2 separate regions of the Mus musculus genome follow, and region 2 is linked to region 1. Evidence: chromatin loops called from intact Hi-C (ENCODE). Cell type or tissue: heart. All regions are shown on one strand.

Region 1 (2,500 bases):
TACTCAGCCTGCTTTCTTATAGAACCCAGGATCCCTGGACTAGGGATGGCATCACCCACAACTGGCTGGGTTCCACTGCTCCCTCCCCCACCCCCCCATCAATCACTAATTAAGAAAATGCCTTATGGCTAGATCTTATGGAGGCATTTTCTCACTTGAGGTTCTCTCCTCTAAGATTACTCTAGCTTGTGCCAAGACTAGCCAGCACACTGACCAAATACCCTTTGTGCCACTAAGCTAAGCAGGTCCTTCATTTCAAATGTCCACCTCAGGATGTTGGAAATGGGGATATTGTTTCAAGGGCACACATTTTCTTCATATGAAGTGGAGATTATCATATATTTGCACAATGGTGAGTATAGTTAAGAATGATATATATTTAAAATCGTTGAAATCTTAAATGAAATCAGAGATGAAAGTTAATTAGCTTGAATTAATCTCCTTACAGTGTACCCATGGGTATACTATGTATTCTTTACAGTGTACCTATATAAAATCACCTAAAACTTAAAAATTCTTTGACATTTTATCCTTGCATATAATGAATTTTGGTAATTTTCCCCCTATTATCCTTCTCATCTCTACCCACTTAGACTTTACCCGCTCTGTCCTCTCAACAAGTCACCCTCTTATTTTCATCCTTATAGAAAAAACAAAACAAAACCTTTTTTGTGTCAAATAAACGTCGGTGGGTAGATATTAGTTGGTTTAATCCCCTCACATGCCCGACCTCCGTTTTCTTTAGAGAACCGGGTCCTGGGGAACGCAGAGAGGGAGCACCCTGCTAGGGAGCCCGAGCGCCGGGTGTCCCGTCGCCCTCACTGTGTACAACGGTCATCTGCCATCTTCTTACGCATGACCCAGCGCGCTCTTGTCTTGGCTTCTGGGCGTCGGTCCCAGAGCCCATAAGTCTTCCTCCCCTGGCGGCTGTCGCAGTCTCCGCGCCACATACCCAGCTAATGCTGCTCGGGAGAAGGCTGGCCGCCATGACCGAGCTGCTCAAGTCTGTGGACTACGAAGTGTTCGGGACAGTGCAAGGTACGGTCTGACCTGGGATGCCAAGACGAGGCCGTGGGAGGGAGAGGAGGAAGCTTATGCCATCCATTTTAGGGACGGTTCTTCTCACTGAGGCAGCGACTTCCGCTCAGCCATGACACAGCAGCCCGGGGCGGGGAGAACGGGCTAGCGCGGGGCGGAGGGAGGTCACCCTGGGTTCCCGAAGAGGACGCTGCAAGCCTATAGGATGGGGGTGGGGGACGCCTAAGTGCGGCAGAAAAGCAAGGGTACCTGAATGATACTGGGTGATTTACTTTGTCAGAGGTTGTAGCCCCTCTCCAGCTAGCAATTTTTCCTTCCTGGGTTTTGGAGATTGAACCTTATATATTTATGCACAGTCTTACATTTGCGTACTAGATTGCTGAAGTACACTCCCAGGCCATTTAAGTGAAGTTTTAAAATTTTTGTTTGATTATAAGCTTAAATAGATGCATAGAATATAATGTCTGACTTACTTTAAATCTTTATATTTGTAATTTAAAACGTTAAAACATTCTTTTAATTTTTTCTAACGCAACTTGACATAGTAGTGCATGTAGTCCTTATGCAGAAGAAGGTGGATATTTGAGTTCAAGACCAGGCTGGTCTATACACTTGAGAAAATTATCTAATGGCGTATAAATACTGTAACTATTTAATGTATATCATCCATTTAAAAGAAGAAAACTTTTTGAGACTGGAAATGTAGCTCAGTAGAGTGCTTGCTTAATAGTCACCAAGCCCTGGAATGGGTGCTCTGCTCTGTACCAGACCAAGGACGAGCTAGTCCTTATAAGCCTGTAATGCAGGTTCCGGTCTTCAACATAAAAATAATGCCTTTCTTTTTCTTTTTCTTTTTCTTTTTCTTTTTCTTTTTCTTTTTCTTTTTCTTTTTCTTTTTCTTTTTCTTTTTCTTTTTCTTTTTCTTTTTCTTTTTCTTTTTCTTTTTCTTTTTCCTTTTCCTTTTCCTTCTCCTTCTCCTTCTCTTTCTCTTTCTCTTTCTCTTTCTCTTTCTCTTTCTCTTTCTCTTTCTCTTTCTCTTTCTCTTTCTCTTTCTCTTTCTCTTTTCTCTTTCTCTTTCTCTTTCCCTTTCCCTTTTCCTTTTCCTCTTTCTCCTCCTCCTCCTCCTCCTCCTCCTCCTCCTCCTCCTCCTTCTCTTTCTTTTTCTTTTTCTCTTTATTTTTTCTCTTTTTTGGGGGGTGGGGCGGGGGCTTGAGACTCGGTTTCTCTGTATAGCCCTGGCTGTCCTGGAACTCACTTTGTAGACCAGGCTGGCCTCGATCTCAGAAATCCTCCTGCCTCTGTCTCCCAAGTGCTGGGATTAAAGGCGTGTGCCCTTTAACGAGGATATTACTTCCTGTTTGAGTCGGATTTCCATTCTACCTTCTCCACATAATTTTATTCCATTGTTTGGTATGCATGAGAATTTCTTTTATCTCCATCCCCAATCCCACCTCAGATGTGC
Region 2 (2,500 bases), 280 kb after region 1:
CTACTCAGGGGAAAGGCCAGTATGTCCTTGTAGTAGAATATTAATAGAAAACACACACATACACACACACCACGACATGTGGTTTTTATCAATTTTAATATTGCTTAAAATATTGTTTAAATAAAACTATGTTTTATTCATATTTGTTTTTATTTTCTACAACAGAGGGTTGAAGTTGGGGTCTTCCTCATGCTAGGCAAAATTTTATTACTGATTTAAATCCCCCCACCCTGTCATTGTTCATGTAAAATAAAAAAGTGGTTTCTAACTAATAGTCCCTTTCCACCCTAGGGACATATGTCAATATCTAAAAACATCTTTCTTTATCATATCCTACTGTTAGGTGGCTGATAAGGGACAGAATGCTACTAAATTCTTCCTTCAGTGGAAAGGAGAGCCCAGCAAACAAGTAATTCTCTGGTCCAAAACATTGGTAATGCCCTTGATAAGCATAGGCACTACAATACAGATGTACTGTATTACAGTGCATAGAAACTATATTACAGTAACAAACATTCACCTCAAAGTCCTGCTCACAGCTAGGAAAGAGATTAAGGCTTGTATACAACACATCACGCATAGGGCTGAGATTAGCCAGAGCAAGTGTCTACATGCCCATTTTTCCTACATGTGCAATGTATTTAGTAAAAGATATGAGGTGGAACAGAATAAAATCCTGATTCTTTCTTTTTAATTTACTTCATAAATATTTGTTACCAGGCCTTTAAGATAAATGAGCCATGTATGGTGGTGGTATACAACTTTAACCCAGCACTCAGGAGACAGAAGCAGGTGGATTTCTTTGAGTTTGAGACATGTCTACATAGTGAGTTCCACAGAGGTACACAGGGAGACTCTGTCTCAAAAAAAACCAAAAAACCAAAACAAACAAACAAACAAAAACAAAAGAAAATGACAGAAGTAAATGGTTCTTCAAACATGAGTGCTTGTCTTAGTCAGAAAGAAAAGTGACTGGGCTATTTCTAGTCAATAGTTTGGCCAGGAAATGTCTTTGGAGCACTAAAAGGAGACAAGAATAAAACTGAAATGTCTGTACACCTTACAAAGTAAATATGCATATCATTAATTCTCTATGAGAAAGCCTGGACTTCAACACCAGTTCAAAGGTCTATAAAGAGACTTAGTGAGGAAGGATCTAGACAGGTCACACGAGTCTTGGGAGCTTCTTCTACTTCATCTTTAAGCTTTCTGACTGATCCCTACCCTAATGATCTGCCTCAGAACAGGAGGTCCTCCTGGACTTCCTGCTGCAGCAAGAATAGCCAGAAGGAAGGACGTGAGTGCATGATCTCTGGGGACTGAATTTGGCTTTTCAACTTGGAATAGATTCACTGGGAATGGTTCTGATCTGTCCCTCCCTACTCAGTCATGAATCCACCAATGTTTAATTCCTTCATGCGTGGGGGAGGGTATGGGGGACTTTTGGGATACCATTGGAAATGTAATTGAGGAAAATACGTAATAAAAAAATATTGGGAAAAAAAAAAGAAAGACCAGGATGATATTTTCACTAGAAGAAATTTTACCAGGCCTGGTGGATCAGTCCTGAAAATCCAGCTAGTTTGAGAGGTTACTACAGGAAGGACACAAGTTCAAGGCCATTCTGCACAACTAGCTAGATCCTGCCTCAAAATAGAAAGTGAGAAGAAGGTTGATGATACAGCACACTGGTGATGTGCATGCTCAGGCACCAGACAGGATGGGGTGTGGGGCAGACGTCAGGAAGATCAGAGCTGTCAGGAGTTCTGATGCTCACAGCATGATTAAGCCATGAACATGTAGACTAGTGAATTAAAATCTTTGAATAAGTGACTACAATACAAAAGAAGTCCTTGTTGTTCTTCTGCAAACCTCTGGGTAGTTGCCCATTTCAGTGGAATCAGGTTCTTTAACTGAGCAGAAGCACTGAGGTTAGCACTTAATAATGGCTTCTTTAATTTATGATTCAAAACTATCTTTTCTAATAAAAACATATCACTTTTAGGGCTTATGCTACCACGCCCGACACAAAATGGATGATTATTTTTAATGACTTTTTTTTACATACAATACATTCTGATACAGGTTCCCCTCCCCTGACTCCTCCCAGTTCCCCACCTCCCATCCAGAACCACACCATTTCCATCTCTTTTTAGAAAACAAGCAGGCATCTGAGGAAGACGAATAAGATAAAATAAAAACAAACAAATTCAAACAGTACAAAACAACCAAGCTAGAAAAAGAGACATAGAAAAGGCACAAAAAATGCATATAGACACAGAGGCACACATTCACACACATACAGGAATCACATAAAAACATAAAACCAGAAGAGTGTGTGTGTGTGTGTGTGTGTGTGTGTGTGTGTGTGCGTGCACTCAATACTTGTGATGGGAGGTGGGGGTAGGGGAAACCCTGACTCAATATTCTGAGACAAAGAACCTCCAAAGATGCCATTGAGTTCATTTTGTGTTGGCCATCTACCTGCCCTTAATAGTTG

What was found. A loop is a pair of places that touch in the nucleus more often than their neighbours do. Peaks named below come from ENCODE experiments on the same cell type or tissue, not always from the same donor. Only the 100,000 strongest peaks of a DNase experiment are listed, where the experiment ranks them.
Region 2: a loop joins it to region 1, with 3 times the contacts of the local background. A loop is called at or near these places in 6 of 42 quality-filtered maps.

The regions. Positions count from the first base shown.
Region 1 is chr11:30,647,839-30,650,338 of GRCm38, reverse strand. It overlaps Acyp2 (acylphosphatase 2, muscle type), which reads left to right and starts at 943. Exons shown (of 4, transcript NM_029344.3): 1 at 943-1,038. The coding sequence starts at 960. In heart, a CTCF peak has its summit at 954; a DNase peak (open chromatin) is centred at 1,058; H3K4me3 peaks cover 1,504 bases; H3K27ac peaks cover 1,362 bases.
Region 2 is chr11:30,363,968-30,366,467 of GRCm38, reverse strand. No RefSeq gene overlaps it. Among named protein-coding and RNA genes, the nearest start is that of Gm40820, 50 kb to the right of the region's middle. In heart, no CTCF peak of the experiment used is centred here; DNase peaks (open chromatin) are centred at 1,297 and 1,697.